Linked DNA regions of Mus musculus: region 1 is linked to region 2. The links are chromatin loops, found by intact Hi-C in ENCODE. Cell type or tissue: left cerebral cortex. All regions are shown on one strand. Each heading gives the region's core, and the rest is flanking DNA. Links, peaks and the distances in the headings are about the cores only.

Region 1 (9,831 bases), core at 659-8,658, 130 kb after region 2:
TCTGCTGCGTCACAGAGATGCCAGCTCCTCAGGTGCCGGCTCTCCTGGGAGCAGAGTCTGTGACTCGTGACTCCCCCAAGTGACTGAGCTGCTGCCTGGGTCACACCCAGCACAGTCTAGGCACTCATTCATTCATTCATTCATTCATCAATTCCTCAAGTGGTTTCTGGGTGCCTGCTTCGTGCAAGCACAGCTACAGCTTCCAGGAGTACAGTAGGAGAGTAGGCAGAAGCACCTCACACTGGGAGCACACCCTCCAGCTGGAGACTGCATCACCCAGCCCCTGCCTTGGGGCTTATCTTCCTTCCTTCTTTACTGCTTCATGCCCCAGGAAATTTCAGGAGCTCCTTTTTGGGGGAGGGGTGGTGGTGATTATTTTTAAAACCATCACCATAAAAAGAAGCCAAGTTACCCTCAAAGCCCACAGAGACCCTGGTGATTAAAGATAAGTCTGCTGTGTCCGCTTTGGAAGCCACAATGATACCCAACTGGAGTCTTTATCATTCAATAGCTGGCCTGACAGAAGAGGCCAAGAACTAAGCTGGAGTCAACAGAAAAGCTCTGTATATCTTTTTTTCCATTTATTTATTCACTCACTTTACATCCTGATTGCTGCTCCCCCTCCTCCTGACCTTCCCTCACACAGTCCCCCCCATCTCCCCTCCCTTTCTCCTCTGAGGCCCCTCCTGGGTAGGCCCCCGCCCCCAGCACATCAAGTCTCTGCAGGACTAGGAAGCTGTGTATATCTAGATGAGGCCCAAGCCAGCTTCTCCACCATCTTGCCTTGTGGCTCTCAGACAAGGGCATTTGACACCCTACCATCCCCAGCACACATGCCTGTGTGTACTCAGACACACACACACACACACACACTATACCTTGTGGTTCATGGTTTCATTAGTCTCTATTTGTAAAGTGCGGTAAAGTTAATTATATCGTATCTGTGCCCAAATTGGGTGAAGTCAGTGTTGAAAATGTCCCTGGTCTAGGGAAGGTCTTGTCCAAAGACAAAGCATCCTTTGTTTCATTTTCCATTAACATTTAAGGAACTTGCACCTCTAGGCAATTTGAAATAGATGGGCCCATTCGTTCCCATAACAACCTTAGAGACAGCGGTTTTTCTCCAGTTCTTAAAGATGAAGCAGCAGCCACAGAAAGCTGTGTGATCCAGCCAGCAAAGCAGATGTGAGCACAAACTCTCCAACTCCCAGCCCCAGCCCCATGACAGTGACCTAAAACCACTGTGCTGGGGGGCAGCAAAGCCTAGAGGTTGGCGAGAGCATTCTCTAAATGCCCAGTTCTGAGAGAGAGAGAGAGAGAGAGAGAGAGAGAGAGAGAGGGAGGACACATGCATATCCAAGTTTTTTGATTTAAGGTTACGTGTACAAGGCTGAAACCCACTGTAGGCTTGAGTAGTCTTAGTCTCCCAGAGCAAAGGTGCCACAGTTCCAGTCCCTGGTGAAGGAATAGCACTGTTCACTAAAGTAGGTTCTTGGGGATGAGGAAGAGGTAGGTCTAAACTGAAAAAAAATACAGTGTTTTTAAGGAAATGGACTTGGTTTCCAGCACAAGAATGCCTGTAAGTCAAGACTGCAAGTTAATGCCTGCTAGGCTGGCTTGAAAGAACCATATGTCCAAGGACTGTGATCGTCACACTCCCCGCACTTACAAGATGAAACCATCTGAATCCCCTTGCTCTGTGTTCACAGAGAATGTGTACGTGCGTGCTGACAGCACTCACTTGCTCAGCCTGTGCTTGCTCATGGCCGACCCAAAGGTAGACCTCCAGGCCCACTTGAGTTCTCAGGACTGATGAATTAGTGGAGAAGTATTTCTGTGCCCCAGTCAACCCTTGACCATGTAGTTCTTACCCTGTCAGCAACCATAAAAGTGAACAGGGTCCCACAAGTCACATGACTAACCATCTACATAGCCAGGAATGCACTCAGCTGAGACAGCAAAGCAGCACCTTTCTTATCTGAATGCCCCAAGAATGGCGTGACCAATGAGATCTTCATCTGTCTGGCTCCAATCACACACACAGCCAGGGCTGCTACCAAGTTCTCTTATTCCATCTTGGCCTAGAGTAAAGGAACACACACATACACCACACACCACACATACACATATACCACCACATACCACATACATACACACACCCCCCACAAAACACATACCACACTCATGTACACACACATACATATACATACTATATACACAAAACACACATCATACACTCATAAAATATATACCACACATACAAAACTTACACATACCACACACAAAACACACACACATACACACCTCACATACACAAAACACACACACACACACACACATAAAATACACACCACACATACAAAATACACATACATACTACACATACCACACACACTAATTAATATACACACTATACACAACACACACATATACACACAAACACACATATACACATACACCCACAAACACATACCCACACATCCACACATACCACATACCACACACACATCACACACCCCACACATACCCACACACCCCACCAACACACACCCATCACACACATACACACACACACACACACACACACACACACACACACATGGCTAGGAAGTCAGGCTTGTCTTTGTTCTCTAGAACCCATATAAAAGAAACCTAGATGCAGTCGAATGTGTTTATACCCAGGGTTGAGGAGACAGAGACCAGCAGATCTCTGGGACTCAGTGGCCAGTCAGCCTACTTTGGTAAATTCCAGGCCACTGAGAGACCTTGTCTCAAACAACAACAACAGCAACAACAACAGCAACATCAACATTGTCATCACCACCACCAACAACATGGTGACAGCACTAAAGAAAAACCCCTGAGGTTGTTCTCTGATCATAACGTGCACAGGGACACACACAGACATGTGTCACATATGTATATGTGCGTCCTCACATACCAATCAGCTGTAATGTTGCAAAGCCTTTGAGTGCAGAGTTAATTTCCCTGGGTTCAAATCCCAGGTATGCCTCCGATTAGTTCTGAGTTTCAATTTATTCATCTGGAAAATGAGATAAATTATAATATAATACGCAGTAATGCTTGACAGGGTCCAGTGGCTGTGGTCAGATAGTTAGTATAGATTAGAATAAAGTCTGGCGCATAGTTAATACTATTTGCATTTATCATTCCCCTTTGATATCCAGTTATAGTCACCTTCTATCTTACATAATTGCACAATTAATATGTGTTCTCCTCACTGAACTGGCTCTACAAAGGCAAGAGCCAGGCCTTTCTACTCACACCTCCACAGACTCAGGACCCAAAACTGGTCCTTAGTGATTTCCCAGGATGTACTTGTCAGTGAAATGAATGACCTAGTTTGAGCACTAAGTTGTTATGTGGTCTCAAGCAGGCCATTGTCACCACTCGTAAAATAAACATTGGGACCCTCAAGTCAGCCACCGAGGGAGGCTCTTGTGAAGACTAATAGGACAGAACCCTATGTGCCTCCAAAATGGAGAACACAAGTAAAGGCTAACGCATTGTGAAAACTTACAGCATGGTTTCTAAGTGACTTTGCACCAATTCATTTATTCTTGACCCTAAGCGCTCAGCAGATGTAGACTGTCTAACAAAGAGTTTCGCGGAGCCACAACCTCTTTTGGAAGAGGCCAAGAGGAAACCTGGGGAGGCAGTGGTTGGCGGGCCTTTGGGACAGTGAGAGCTGCCTTTCATAGAAAAATGGCCTTGTGCTCCTGCTTCAGCCACCTTTCACCCCCTGCTCGATTGCGGAGCATGTGGTGAGAGGCAGGGATAAAGGGCTCACTCTGCCCTTTCCATGTGCAGGAAAGTTGGCCCCAGGAGTGGGGAGTTGTGTCCCAAAATAGACTTCCTAATACAGTTCCAAAGAGGCCAAGAGTCAGTCACAACCAAGATGTACTTACAACATAGCCTCTAGATGACTACTTTAAACATCCCCCATACACACACACACACACACACACACACACACACACACACACACACAGAGAGAGAGAGAGAGAGAGAGAGAGAGAGAGAGATTGAGAGACTGGTAACTTCCTGTCATAGACCCTCCACAAAAGCTCCTTTATTCCAGCCTGAGTTCTTGGTACTCCAGAGTTTGTACCCAGCATGCTTAAGGGCCTTGCATGAAGCCAGATGTGAAGTGTGAAAGGTGAGGTGGATGCTCCAGGATAGCCGCTCCACTTCCAGCAGACTACACACAAGTCTTCATTGGTCACATTAATCATTAAGCCCAGGCAGCAGGCACTTTGCCTATCTCCCCTCTCAATGGTCCCTTACACCAGGGGGTGAGCGGTCACTGACTCATTTGCAATTAGCTGACCTAATGGGACAGAATTTTCCATGCTGGTAACAGAATTGTATTGTCACACTGGAGATATTTTGAGCCAGTCTCATTTCCAAGCAATTGCTCTTTTGCATCTATGACACAACCTCTGGGCACAGCTGTGCTGTGAGGGTCTCTGATGAGGCACAACAACTACACTCTCTTGAGTTTGGTGGGAAGAGTTCCAAGTCTATACTGTGACATTTGACCTACCCAAGCCAAGGTCAGAGGGGACTGGGTCAGAACCAGGAGGCTTCCAGTGGCCTGGGTCAACATTCCAAGGCTCTGTGAAGGAGGAGGGGGCTTGATGAGGAAGGAGGTGTGTGGTGACAGTGGTTGGGAGTGGGAGGTTATGCTACTCAGGCCAGTCAGACGATACAGAGGAATCTTGTCACCCAGGTGTTGGTTTTCATTATGTTCTGTGACACTGGGTATAATTCCTACTTTTCCCATTCCTACAATATGCGTTTAGATCCCATGACCCTAAAGGTTCTTTCTGTCAGGAATGGCCCAGTGTATATTCACCAAATCTGACTAGCACCTATTAGGTGACAGCCTCTGTACCAAATTATGGGACCCTACAATGAACACAACAGGGAGCATCTGAACATGGGCCAGTGAGAAGCAGCGGCTGCCAGACAGGGTGGAGATGGAGGGCCTTTGGTTTCTTGAGATAGGATGCCCAGGAACACCAAGGAGCTGACTGTGAGCTCCGAGTGAAAGCATGGGCAAAAGGCACGTGTGGTTGGAACTGGGCAAAAGGCAGGACCAGCTTGTGTACCCCTAGATAAAAAGGGGGCCTCTACACCAGCAAGAGACCCAAAGAGGGGGTCAGAATGACCTGCACTTGTGAGAGCATTGTTGATATTTCTTAATATTATCTTTTTAGTGCACCTGAGATCTTGGTTTTTTTCTTTCTTTCTGAGAAACTCTATTTACAGGCCCGAGGGCCCACCATCACTCCACTCAAATAGTATCCCATGGGTCCCCTCACGCTGCACAGCACATGGGTCTGCACTGGGGTAGCAGATCTGATTTGGGATTATGAAAGCCTTGGCATGCTGCCTGTGGTCTCCTTGGCAACAGTACTGGGTCCTTCTCCCTGGAGTTCCTAGACACCCTCCACACCCTCTTTCTTAACGGCTCTTTGCTTGCGGGGTGGCTGTCCTTTGCTGTGCAAGGCATGTGGTCCTACCTGCGGGAAAAGCTCTCCCTGCTCCACCGGAAGCCCCTTTGAGCTCCGAGTAGCTGTTGCTCTTCCTTGATTCCAACCCTCCTCTCTCTGTCCCCTGCTTCCGTCCCTTGGGATTCAGCTCCAAGAGGCAGAGGGGCTCCTTTGCCCGCCTCTGGGGAACAGCCAATGTTGTCTCCAGCACTTCTGCTGTCTAGGTTTCAGCCTGTCTGTCTCCCTCACAGGAGGCAGCCTCCCACCTAATCCCTTGGGGCTCCACTCTCCAACTGTCAGGGAAGACAGATGGGTAGCAGAAGATCCCCACAGCCTCTCCTCCTCGCTGCCCTTGTCATCCTTGTTCACTGGCTCCCGTTCTTGTTGGCCCTGAGCTGAGCAAGGGCATCTTTGAGCTGACAGTGCCTGCAAATGTGAACTCTCAGAGGGAGCCTTAGCCCCTCCCCTTCCTCCCTTCTGATCATTGTAACGGGGCCAGTTCTCAGGGCTGTGCTTCTGACAGTGAAGAATGTAAAAGCCGCTTCTCAGAGACCCCTCTCTCATCCCTACTCTTCTAGAGATTCTTCCCTCCTCCTCTGCCAACACCTGTTCCTTGGTCTGACTTGCCCCCGAAGCACCCCTGTCCTACCTACCCCCACCAAGCCCGTCTCTTCTTGACTCCTTCCTCTGTATTCGCACAGAGCCCAGTAATTTACCATTTCCTCCTTGCTCAGCTTCCAGGACTCCAGCAAATGTGAACCTAAAAGAAAGATGTTCCTTAAATGACAGGCACTAATAATAACCTTTGAAGCTGCTGGTTTGCTTTCTCTTCAAAAGCCTGTTTTTAGGCTGCAGTTCATGATTGACTTCAGCTGTAAAATGCTATTTTTAATGTCATTGTGTTTTACCTGGGAGTGCTGTTCTCTTGGGTTGATGGAATAGGACTTATCGCATCTCCATAGGGAATGGCAGAACTCATGCCCACACGGCAATCACACTCAACTGGACACACTTGCTGGTGTGTACGTACACATGAGGTACACCCACCACCATCACCACACCCCCAAAACCCCCCACCCCCATTATTCCTAGTTGGGGATGGCCCTCCCATTACAGAGTTGGAGCACACAGCCAGTCACTGGTCTGTGAGTGAAATATCAGCTTGACTCTGGCTCTGAAGACCTTAAGACTTTCTCCCTGATTGTTTCCTTGGACCAAAGTTTCCTCTTGCTCAGTGATTCTGTTCCATCAACTCCCGAGAATAGCGTCTTGAAATGTTTTAGCTTAAATAAGATTGCCGTTGGGTGCACATAACTTCAAGCTAACTTTAATTTTGTGGACTTTTTCTCCTCCACAAGTACCCTTTCAATAGCCCCACTTCCAGGATGGAACCTTGTTTGATGAGCAGTACTCCCAGGCTGCATCCTACCCCAGTGACTCCCCGATGGCCAGAGGTGCCGACTGCCAACGCATGCTACACAAGCCCATCTGTGCATTCCACGAGGTATGGAAACTCTAGTGACATGTACACCCCGCTGACCACGCGCAGGAATTCTGAGTATGAGCACATGCAACACTTTCCTGGCTTTGCTTACATCAACGGAGAGGCCTCCACTGGATGGGCTAAGTGACTGCTTTCATAGAAATCCATATTTAATATTAATAATTAATAATAATAATAAACCCAGTACCCACCCTCCAGAAGACTTTATTTCAATACATCATAACTTGCGGGCTGACCTAAGCATCCATTCTCCTAATGAACAAGAGGATGTTCAATGTGGAGTGAATAGACTTTAGTTCAGAAACAGGAGTCACTAAAAGTCAGTGGGATTGGGTTTCTGTAGCCAAGCCAGACTTGACTGTTTCTATAGAGCACTATCTTGGGCAGGCCAATCTGTGCCTTTCCCCTCTGTTCCATGACCTTGCATGGCAACTACTCCTTGTATAGGGTACTTATTTTCTTGTTGACAAAGCTCTTTAGTCTTGAAGGATGGATACTGGAGCCAGAATCTGGTTTGTGTTCTTGGACGGGCACATAATTTACCAAGAGCATTCACCTTGCCACCTGTCTGTCTGTCACCTCGCTGTACGGTTACCAGCCCTCAGACATGTAATCCACATCCCGACTTCCTGGTGATGTCATTCCTACTTCCTGGAGTCCCTGGAAGTTTTTGAAAATGCTAAGCTCCCTGCTAAGTTCCATTCGTACCTGCCATATTACCTGCATTGTCCTGGACTGTAAGCACTGTTGTTGAGGGACAGAAGAGGCCTGTTATATATTGCCTTTCGTTGATTGATGTCTGTAGGGACCAGTTCTTCTCTGTACAAGGATTTGTCCTAAGTTTGCACAATGGCTAGCATCAGCAAAAGGCAGGAGAGGGTTTTCTTAAGTTCTGTGAGAAATGTGGATTTATGGCACTAAACACTGTCCTCCACTGTGTTACTTTGCGAAGCTGGATGGAGCAGACTTTCACTTAGCAAGCACCAAGTGTGAAAACAACTGTCTGGTTTCTTCATAAGACTAGAATACTTTCTGACACTTTGCTAGAAAAAAAAAATTCAAAGCTGTGCCTTTGAGTCTATACTATACTGTGTATGTGTGGAAATAAAAAAAATGTATTGTACTTTGGGAAAATTTTTTCTTAGGTATTTTTTGTCAGATTTGTAGCTATTTGTGAGGTTTGTTAGAGATTAACATAGGTTTTCTTTCTGTATTATAAGATGCACCAAGCAATTATGGTGGACCTATTACCCTATGGGTAAGAAATAAATGGAAATATGACATCGGATGTTTTAGCAAATGTTCTGTAAATAAAATGTTTGATCACACCACCCAGTGTGATAATCATGTCTACAGCTAAAATGGAAATAGTTTTATCTGTACAGTTGTGCAAGATATGGATGGTTTCACACTCAAATAAAAAGTATTGAAATGACCAGCCTCCGTTTTTCATTTGCACTTGATATGCTGGGTGTGTGTCTCCAATATGAATTGGTGCCATTCTTAAATCCTTGGGGTATGAGTAGGCAGAACAAAACTGAAAGGTTTTGCTGGGTGTGATTGCACTTATCCAGGATCTCAGCATGCAGAAGGCTGAGGGCAGAGAATAGTGAGTTCAAGGCCAGCCTGCGTCCTGTCTCAAAAGAACAAAAGCAAGCGAGCAGGCAGGCAGGCAACAAAAGCCTTGTGTGGCTGTATGTATGGTTTTGTTACTCAGTCCCCTACTGACTTGTCCTGACTAATAATGGTCGAGTGAGCACCGACGAAGGTTTGTAGAGGACCTGTTCTACAAACTGGGATTTGCCCTATGTCTGCCCGTCAGCTTCTCAGCTTCTCGCATTAAAGAGTGAAAAGCCTCAGCTCTTGCAGGCACTGTTCTTCCTTAGTACCAGCATCAGCAAGAGTTCCCCTGGCACTTAGTTCATTACGCGTTAATGATCATGGCGTGTGAAGATATTTCAAGTGCATTGCTTTAAACGAGAATGAGCAGAGCAGGAACATTACTGAGTTCATAGCAAGAATTACGTTCTCCTCCAGCCCGGCATTTCCATTCTGTAGCTGAAGGGATACAGAAAAGCAGGGTAGCAGGAAAGAAGTGGTTTCGCTTTGCCCAGATTGTTAAGGATCTAGGAGCTAAGAGAGATTCAGAGGCATAGATTTGCAGAAGCCCATGCAGCAGTGACTGTGTTAACCCGAAGGTATGAGAATGTGACAGCTTAATTTGCATTCTGAAAGATTTCTTTTTAAAGCCAAGCCCTTGCATGCTATTACATAACATGTTTATACCTGCAAGCTGATTTTAAGATGGAAATTATTTATGTTATACATAGCCTCCCCTTAAATATATTCAGCTGTGTTATTCTAAAAAAAAAAAAAGCGCATGGATATTGGATCTCATTCTCCCATGGTAAATTGGTTTGACCTTTTGTCCACAATCCATTAGCTTTATATGATGAAAGCAAGAGAGAGGATGAGGGAAAATTTGACTTTAGCCACTGTTGAGAATAACCCTCAGGATGACCAGCCTTACTGGCCACTCAGACTTCATAGTAAGTGCTGTATCAACAGAGGTGTGGTAAGTCTGACCTTTGTCTTAATGAGTACAAACACAAAAAAACAAAACCCACAAAGCAACGACAACAAAGCCAAGTCATTATCAAATTCTCCAGCCAGGTAACAAGATAAACAACACCCGTGTACAAATAACAGCCAAAGCTCATTAGCTGCACAGCACTTTGGGTGGAAACTTGTCACCATGAACAAGAGCCTGAGGCCAAGAGATGGAGAAGGGGCTCCATGACCCTCCCT
Region 2 (9,831 bases), core at 517-8,516:
ATATAATATATCCTAATTACTGTTTCTTCTCCCTCTGTTCCTCCCAGTTCCTCCCCCCCCCCCCCATCCAGAGACTCACTTGATCCCACACTCAGGGATCCCGTAGAAACACTAACCTGGAGGCCATACTATATACACAGAGGACCCGGTGCAGACCTGTGCAGGCCCTCTGCTTGCTGCTGCAGTCTCTGTGAGTTCACATGAGTGTGTTCATGTTGACTTAGAGGGCCTGTTTCCGTGGTGTCTTCCATCCCTCTGGATCTTAGACTTTATCTGCTTCTTCTTCAATGGGGACCCCTGATCTCTAAGGTCAGGGATTTGATGGAGACATCCCATTTAAGGACTGAGTGTTCCAAGGTCTCTCATTCTCTGCATGATGTCTGGCTGTGGGTCTCTGTATTTCTTACCAAGTGCTGCAGGAGGAGGCTTCTCTGAGGGTGACTGAGCCTGGCACAGCTGACCTATAAGTATAGCAGAATGTCATCAGGAGTAATTTTATTATTATTATTTTTAAGACTAGTACTATTTGGGGGCTGGAGAGATGGCTCAGCGGTTAAGAGCATTGACTGCTCTTCCAAAGATCCTGAGTTCAAATCCCAGCAACCACATGGTGGCTCACAACAATCCTTAACGAAATCTGACTCCTTCTTCTAGAGTGTCTAAAGACAGCTACATTGTACTTACATATAATAAATAAATAAATCTTTTTTTAAAAGAAAGACTAGTACTATTTGATTTTACCCTAGGTCCCCAGGCTATCCAGTCTTTGGTTGTCAGTCACAAGTGCAGGGTTGGGTATGGGTTCTGTCTTATGGCATGGGCCTTAAGTGAGATCAGATCTTGCTTGGTTACTCCCACAAGTTTGTGTCTCCACTGCACTATCGTATCTTGCAGGACAGATTGTAGACCAAAGGTTTTGTGGCTTGGTCAATGCTCAGGGTTCTCTTTTGGTAGCATGCAAAGAACCTTCCCATATCAGAGATGCTAGAGTGTAGGGGTGAAGGCTCTATGCAGGCACCAGCTTGACTACTCCATGTTCACTGAGCTGGATAAGCATTGTCTTCAGCAATGGGGCTTTGCCATAACTTTGGGGAAAGCAATCTCTTTTCTAGCCAACAGCTTAGATTATTTGAGGATTCACATGGAACCCTTTTAGCCAACAACTCAATTAGGTGTAACCCAATCCCAGTACTGGAAGCTTTAGTGACAGGAATTGGCCAGTTAGGACTCTGCCTCCTCCACTTTTTGGTGATTTCATTTAGATCACCTTTCCATGTCCATATATTTTAGGAGGTTTCTAGTACTATGTTAGATTTTCAAACTTTCCTTCAAATGCCCCTTAGTTAGTTCTAGCTGTATCTGCCTGTATCAACCCTCTTTCTTCCCCCTACTTAATCCCCCATTTCAGACCTGCCAATCCATTCATAATTATCTATTCTATTTCCATTTCTTTCTGCACTCTGTCCCTTCTAGTCCCTTCCTTACTCTGTACCTACCCTCTGTGGTTCTAGAACTGTCCCTGGGTCATCACTGTCTTCAGAGCTAATAGCCACGTAATAGGCGAATACATACCGTATCTGTCTTTCTGAATCTATGATACCTTACTCAAGATGATGTTTTCTAATCTCATCCATGTGCCTGCAAATTTCGTGATGTTATTTTATTTGACAGCTGAGTATCACGCCGTTGTGTAAGTGTACCACATTTTCTTTATCCATTCTTCCATGGAGGGACATCTAGGTTGTTTCCCATTTCTGACTATTACGAACAGAGCAGCAAAGAACATGGTTAAGTAGGTGTTTCTGTTGTAGTATGAAGCATCCTTTGGGTATATGACCCAAGAGTGGCATATCTGCGTCTTGAGGTAGATCAGTTCCCACATTCTTGAGAAACTGCCACTCTGACTCCCACAGTAGCTGGACACGTTCACATTCCCCCAGCAATGGACGAGTGTTCCCCTCACTCCACATCAGAGGACAAGGTTCAGGAGTTCTTTCTGCCGTGTGAGTCTTGGAGATTGGATGGAGGTCCTCTATCCTTGCCTATCTATCTCCATGGCCCAGCCTGTCAATTTCTTGAGTATGTTATTCTTCTGCCTGCTTCAGGGACTTTGCACACTTTGTTCCTTCTGCAAGGGACCCATCCTTTCTTCCCTCTTTGCCGTGTTCACATCTGTCAACTCCTTAGCTCTCACTTTAATATCACTTTCTCTAAGATTCCCAACTCCCAAAGTAAGCCAGGTTTTTTTCTTCCCCCGTGGCACATCTTATTGTGTGATTATACACAACTGAGCTAAACACTCCAGCCTTCCATGAAGATAGTGGGTCTACTCTATGGCTGGTGCCAGGCACATGATACTTTATAAAGAGCTGGCAGGAAAATGATGGGATGGATGAATGTAAGTTCCTTCATAGACTCCCCTTTGTGGAACCCCTGTGTGGTTCAAGTCATCCGCAGACAGCTGCAGAGCGCGCTTAGATGGCTCCTTAGAACATTGGGATAAATGTGAAGTTCTACCCTGGACAGCTCAGTCCCTAGGTGCTCCAGCTCTTTCTTCCTCTCCTCTGTCCTCTTCATTACAATGGCCTCCCAGGTCCTCCTCACTCTCCAAGCCCATTCCTGCCTTGGGCCTTTACCGTCCAATCTCACCTTCTCAGACCAGCAGTTAGCATCCCTGCTACTAAAGAGTATCCCCAAACCCCTGTTATCCCATTCTGTGCCTCTAAGTCACCACTCTTATGACTCCGAAGTCCTCTTGTTTGTCTGTTTGGGTCTGCCACCGCTGTAGGACACAGGTCCTCTGAGCCAGGACCTTCTTGGTCTTGTTCATCACTAGATCTTTAGCCTAGTGCAGAGCAGGCACCCCATCCATATTTGGTGAACATGGGAAGAGAAATAAAGGCAGACAAGGGGGTGGGGCTGTCTTTGTGGTTCAGCCCCTTCCTGGATGGAACCCAGGGGCCCCTGGGCTAGGGCCTGTAGGGTTGCCATGGTAACCACTGACTGACCTGAGGAGCCCTTTGGAGAGGCAGGCCACAGCTGCTGCCTTCTAGGGTCCAGATTCTGTGTATCCCCACCAATGTGGAGTCAGGAAAGAGAGAAGAGGGACTGGGAGAGAATGATCCAGAGCAAAGCATGGCCTGGTGCTGGAGGTTATGGACAGAGATGGCCATGGCAACGCCATTCCACTGGTAATGACCTGGGCTCTGGGGAAGGGAACCTCAACACAAGTCCTCCTTGGCAGCCATCCATGGGGCATATCAACCCTTTCATGTAGCTTTTTTTTTTTTTTTTTTTTTACAGTTGTGGGTTCCTAAAAATAAGCCCTGGCACAGTGTCCTGAAAGATGGCTTAGACAGAGAGCACGAATAACACCTTCTATTAAAAACCTGGTGACACTTCTGTCAGGCAGCCTTTTCTCGGGTGTTGCATAAGACATTCCTGTTGGCATCAGAGCTCTGTTTCATATGATGCTCCCCAGGAAGCCTAGCTGCTTCCGAGCTGCCTGCACAGTTCCCAGGCTGGGGAGCCAGGCCTTTGCAAGCTGCTCCCAAGGCATTCTCACACCCCTGGCCTACCAAGTCTTTGGGCCACAGGTTGGCAAACTCTTCACCTTTTCCCGGAATCCACTTGGCCTTTCTCTACCCCATGCCCTTGTCTCTAACTGCAGCTCTTGTGCCTAACATACCACACTTTCCTTTTCTGTCTGACTGGTGGGGAATCCTTGAAGCATCAGCCAGACTTAGCCAGGCCGAGATGGATCTGTCTTCCTTCCCAAGGCCACAGGCTCTCTTTGGATGCCTTGCTTCCTTGCTGTGTGTCCTGGATCAGGATGCCGGCTTTGGAGTTAGACCTGACTCAACTCAGCCACCAGCCGTCTGAGTTACTCTACCTGGATTTGCCCTGTCTGTCTTAGTTTCTGTCCAGCAAGTCAGAGCTAGTGGGCTGTCTGCCTTGGTTTCTCTGACGAGAACAGAGGAGGCGTGTAACCCAAGGTAACTGAACTGGCATGAGGTGAACACTCAGTCACTGCTACAGTTCATAGCCCCCACCCCCACGCTGACTCTCTGGCTTCATCTCTCCAGAAAGCTCCTGGGTTCTAAGAGACAGTGCCTTTCCAGTTTCCTATGCCCCATGAGGCCAAATGGGTCCAGCACTTTGCCATTGCTATTTTAGGGCATCTTTGGAGAACCCTGGCAGGCAGGGATTTAGGAACCTGGGACCCACCCTCACGACCTCATAGCTATGAGTGGTAGCACCGGTACTTGGTACTTGAACTCAGGTGTTCTGACTCTAAATCTCACAGTCCACCAAGACCGAGTCTGCCTTCTCTCCCACCCTGTCCTGCCTGTAACGCCCTCATGACGTCATGTCAGGCATCTTGGACCTTAAAGGGAACATGATGCTGGCTAACTTCTGATTCTTCAAAGGGCTTGCTCTCTCCCCTTCGTCTTTGCCTAAGTTCTTCATCTTCCAAGGCCTTTCTGACGGAGGCTCTCCCTGTCTGTGACTCCAGCAACTGGTGTTTCATTAGTCATCTCTGCCAACTGTTTTCCTAACTATTCATAGCTCTTGGGGACAAGATATTGAATGGAGCAAATAAGGCTGAGGAAACTAAATTCTAGAAAACAAATCTGTAGGTCTTGAGATCCTAGGCCCCAGGGCTCTAGAGGAAAGGCTTCTGTTAGAATTATAAGAAAGGCACATGGCAGTAATTGTAAAATGAATACATAGACAGCTCCATCTCAGGTCCCCAAGAACGTGTCCCCAAGCTTTCACGAGGCTTTGGCTTTTAAGATTCATTTTAATCAGTGCCCTACCTTCCACCCCTCAAGTTATGAATGCATTTGTCAAGCAGAATTCTAAGCTCCAGGTGCCTGGGCCATGGTGTCTCCTGGATGGGGCAACTTCCTATTTCTTCCACCACCTCCTAGGAAATCAGTCCTCTGTATGGTTCTGCTCAGTTTCATCCTATGAAATGGAGAAAAGTTGTGGAAATCAGGGTTTCTCAGTCTTTGAACCAAAGTGAAGAGGCATGAAGGGCTGCCTGTAAGTAAAGCTGGTTAAGGTCCTGAGGAGTAAGACTCATGGGCAGGCAGAGTCTCATCCTGCTTCGGGCGGCTGGGAGCCCAGCTTGTGGTACGGCCCAGGAGGCTGAGCTCGCAGTCATCCTCATATCCTTTGCGACATTTGCCACAAGCTTGACTTTCACTACAGGAAGTCATCACGTGTGAGTGGTGAGCTCCTTCTGCACTGGAAGAGTGCCAGTGTGGCCGCGCTGGTCACAGCTGGCCGCGCTTTGTGACTTCCACTTCAAGTTCCCATATCTATAAATAGAGCTATCAAGTCATGGCGAGAACACTGTTTTGAGGTTTAATTTAGACCAATATGTGACAATGCGTTCTTGGGGGATACTTGCCACATGGTAGGAACTTCTTATTGATGGAGTAGTGGAGAGCTGGCGGGAGAACATATTTGATATGGTTTATTTAGTGTGTGCAACATCTCTGGGGCCAGGCATAGCAGACAGCTGGGTTCAAGATGGAAAATGGGAGTTGGGAATGGTGGCACATTCCTGAAATCCAGCGTATAGGAGGCAGAAGAATTGAAATGTAGAGGTCAGCCTGGGCTACAGCCTGAGACCTTGTCCAAAACAAACAAGCAAAGAGATGGGGAGGAGGCTGGAGAGGTGAGCAGTTAAGAGCGCTAATTGCTCTTCCAGAAAACCTAGGTTTGGTTCCTGACACACGCATGGTGGTTCACAGCCATCAGTAACTCCACGTTCATGGGATCTGACCCCAGAGGGCAACAGACAATGTACATACATGAACACATGTGCAGGCAAAGAGGTCATTCATGTCAAATAAATCTATAGGCTCCTACCCTCAAGAGTTCAGGAGATAGCATCTCTCTAGTACAGCTTCTTACATCAAAAAGGTGTGTGTGGGGGGGGTGGAGGGGGGTGTGTACATGCATACACACACACACATACACACAAAAGCACAACATTTTGCTTATCCTAAGTTGAGAAAAAGTCTTTGATGTGCTGTGCTTTTCCTAGCCTTGAAGATGAGGAAGATTAGAGAATCCTACAGCTGTGTGGACAGGTGTGCAGCTGTGGGGCCAGGTCTGCAGCTGTGGGGCCAGGTCTACTTATAAGTCACACGTTCTTTGAAATCTCATGGCAGTAATGTAGCATGTATTGAGGTGAGACTGGGCGCCGTGTGCTTGGTTCTAGTGGAGGGTCAAAAGAAAGGCCCAAATAAACTCCACTCCTGAGGTGTTTGAGCTGCCAGCTGAAGAGCCCGCCACACGTGCCAAAGGCTGACAAAGAAACAGGCAAGAGTATTTAGCAAAAATTATAATGTGTAGGTAGAGTTTTATTGAAAGTTCTGACACAAATCAGGTTTTGCTTGAGGTCGCAGCGCTGACACTGTCTGGGAGCCGTGTGGGAGGCAGGAGAAGGAGGCTCAGCTCCCACGTGGAGAATTGAGGTTATGACCTTGGGCTGCTGATCCTGACCTCTACCAGCTGGGTGACTTTGACCAATCATCTACTCTCTATAAGTTTTAGCTTTCTTACCTCAAAATGTATTTCTGCTCCCCCCCCCCACCCCCACCTCCGTTCCCTTTTCTCTTGAGGTGGAGTATGGATATGTTTGCCAGAGGTTCTCCACCTTAATTTTTTGTTTTATTTTATTTTTGGTTTTTCAAGGTAGGGTTTCTCTATGTAACCCTGGCTATCCTGGAACTAACTCTGTAGACCAGGCTGCCATTGAATTCAGAGATCTGCCTGACCCTCACTACCAAGTGCTGGGATTACAGGTGTATGCCACCACATTGATATGGTGTCTCTCCTAAGCCTAGAGTTTGCCTATTTGGCAAGATTGGCTGGCCAGCGAGCCCCAGAGCTCTTCCTTTTTGTTCCCCAGCACTGGGATGATAATCTGTCACACTCAACTTCTTACGTGGATGTTAGGGATCTGAACGCAGGGCCTCATGCTTTCTCGGAACTGATTCTCCAGCCCTAACACATGCCCTTTAACAACTTCATAGAGTTCTTGTGATGAGCCATATGCCAATTTGAACACTGTGGAACCCATAATTGTTCAACATGGGTTAGCCTTTGTTCCTGAATTGCATACACTACAAAGGTAGATGAGTTATAGAGCCTCATTAAAATTCAGTATAGACGCCATTCTGATTGAGATGGCAAACCCTACACAGTCCCATCCCAACCTCAACTGCAAAGTTTCTGGAAGCATGGGTACTCTAAGTAGTCACACCACAGTCTGGGCCCTTCGAGTTGACTCTGTTTGACAGATGGCCCCAAGGACATTGACCGACAAGAAGATGTTTAGAAAATTGGATAGTAACAAAGCAGGAGAAATTTCTTCGAAAAGTTGATGAAACAACTGGGGGCCTTGAACCAGAGACATGGAGACATGATAATTGTGTTCCCATCTCTGCCCGGTGTCAGAGACTGGACTCATTTGGGTGTTCCCTAGGACAGCGGAGAGCAGCCTGGCTGCACAAACAGTGTATCTTAGGGTCAGAGGGAGCCATGTGTGTGCGACAGTAGGCAGAAGAAAATACTCTCCATCACATCTTGCTTCTCTTCCCCTCATGGCCCTTTTTACTGGCCTCTGTCCTTGGGCTGGGCTTTTCTCTGTCTCCAGTGCTGGGACTGAGCCACAGAAGGCAGGAACAGGGGAGGAACATTGTTGCCTGACTTGGGACATGGCAGTCAGGGGCTGTGCCATTCTGGCCTGACTCGGGACATGGTGGTCAGGAGCTGTGCCATTCTGGCCCACCGGATGTGGAGAATAAGCTCCTCCTCTCTGGAATGTTGCCAAGTTTTCCAGAACACCCGTCCTCTTTGTGCAGAGGGTTTTCATGGCTGAACCAGGCCTTACCAAGGTTAACGGGACTGGCTTGGGTGTAGTCCATTAATGGACAGGAAGAATCTCTTCCTAGTCTCATGGAGAGGAGGGTGTGTGTGTGTGTGTGTGTGTGTGTGTGTGTGTGTGTGAATGAATATTCATGCGTGTGGGTGCACGTGCGCATGTGTGTATGCATTCCTGCAGAGACAAGAGGACATTTTCAAGTGCCACCCCTCAGGCACTGTCCACTTCATTTTTGAGACAGCCTCACTGTCTTAAATGACACATGGTAGATGAGGCTGGCGGGTCAGCAAGCCCCAGAGATGCGTCTTCTCTGCCCCACCAGTGCCAACATTATAAGCATACACCACCTAGCTGAACTCAGGGCCTAGCGCTGGCCTTACTGAGCCATCTTCCCAGCTCCAGACAGTGATGTGGTTTGATGGAGACAGATGCCGTCATGATCAGCCATGGATGCAGCCAGGGACCCGTGTCAAGGCAGGACGGGGTGAGGAAATCACAGTAGCAACATTCTGGAGAACCCTGGAAGGGTTCTGGAGACCCATTTGCTTTGGGCTACGATGTGATAGCAGGCAGACACCCACCTTGCACATCCCAGCTTTGAAATGTTACAAGCTGCTGCCTTCCTTCCCCACTGTGTCTTTGAGCTCTGTGGTCCTCGGCATTGCTCAGAGGCACCCGATTTCCACATCCTCTCAACAAGCTGGTCTTTGTTCCTCTTCTTGGATCTCCTCCCCCTACTTGTTTATAATTTTGGAAGCAGCTTTTTAAAAGAACAGTTCGTTGGGACATCACTTAGAACAGATCCAGCACTTCTCCGGGCTGTTTGCTCTCACTTGGTCCCCACTTGAGGAAACATGCCTACCTGCCTGGCTGCTTTATCCAGCCCGTACATAACCTAAGGTACTCGCTGAAGACTTTTCCTCAGCTTTTGGAAATATAAGGATTCCTTCCCATCGCCGAGCCTCCCTCTAGGTCACAGCTGCTTTCTAGGAAAAGCAGAGATTAAAATCCTCCCTTCTGAGGGTAGTTTCAGGAATGGTGTGAGATAATCTAGAAAGGACCTAGTTTAATAAGATAGGAGATCCCAGGCCCCCATATTGTGAGGGCAATGAGAACCAGGGGTGGCAGTGTGAGCCTGCAACCCTAGCATGACAGGCCAAGGCAGGAGGGTCACCAACGTAGGTGACATAGGGACTTCAAAGACAAAATGTCTACATTTTGAGACGATCTGAACTGAAAGGAAGGTGAAGAAAGCAGCCATGTTTAAACTGCATGGCTATGAATGTGGCCAGTCCTAGCCTAGGGCCACATATGCAATCCCAGGAATTGCCACATTATATAAAATCACAGTGTAAAGAATACAGAACTTGTTGGGGCAATTGTTTAGGGAGTCAAGGCTCAAAAGCAGCCAGTGGCACATAGTAAAATAATAATGATGATAATAATAATAATAATAATAATAATAATAATAAAACCAATAGCCCAGCTTGACTGTTAAGAAGTCTGCAAACACAAAGGCCTGAAGATTGGTTTTGGAAGCAGGGATCAGGATGGTAACACACTGTGAACTCCTGTCAAGTCCTAGAAGTGGGTCATGCAGGCAGAAGTGACTCTCTCTGAGAATCCTGAGTAGTAGGTGGGTGTTTGAGGCAAGAACATTGGCACATTCTTTTGGACTCTGTTCAGAAGTTTGCAGTTTTCTTACTTCATCTGATTGTTGTTACAGAAGAAATGGAGTCCAAAGAAACACCAACCTGGCCCCACACTCAACCCCGCCCCTCTGGTATCACTTACAGTGGACTATGTTGTATCCAAAGGAGGCAAGGGGTTGCATGTAGCTGATGTTGTTGAATGGTAGGATGAGTAGCGGGTATTATACAAAATGGAGTACGCCTTATGCTACATTATACAAAAATATAGACTCT

The links. A loop is a pair of places that touch in the nucleus more often than their neighbours do. Peaks named below come from ENCODE experiments on the same cell type or tissue, not always from the same donor. Only the 100,000 strongest peaks of a DNase experiment are listed, where the experiment ranks them.
Region 1: it touches region 2 in a loop (2.5-fold over the local background); 2 of 42 quality-filtered maps call a loop at or near these places.

What each region holds. Positions count from the first base shown.
Region 1 is chr10:84,898,078-84,907,908 of GRCm38, forward strand. Rfx4 (regulatory factor X, 4 (influences HLA class II expression)) reads left to right here. Exons shown (of 18, transcript NM_001024918.1): 18 at 6,878-8,459. The coding sequence ends at 7,150. Among named protein-coding and RNA genes, the nearest start is that of Ric8b, 15 kb to the right of the region's middle. In left cerebral cortex, for the core only: no CTCF peak of the experiment used is centred there; DNase peaks (open chromatin) are centred at 4,536, 5,476, 5,759, 6,211 and 1 more place; H3K27ac peaks cover 1,364 bases.
Region 2 is chr10:84,769,557-84,779,387 of GRCm38, forward strand. The region is part of intron 1 of Rfx4 (regulatory factor X, 4 (influences HLA class II expression)); the gene reads left to right. Among named protein-coding and RNA genes, the nearest start is that of Rfx4, 18 kb to the left of the region's middle. In left cerebral cortex, for the core only: no CTCF peak of the experiment used is centred there; DNase peaks (open chromatin) are centred at 2,264, 3,039, 3,429, 4,647 and 1 more place; H3K27ac peaks cover 333 bases.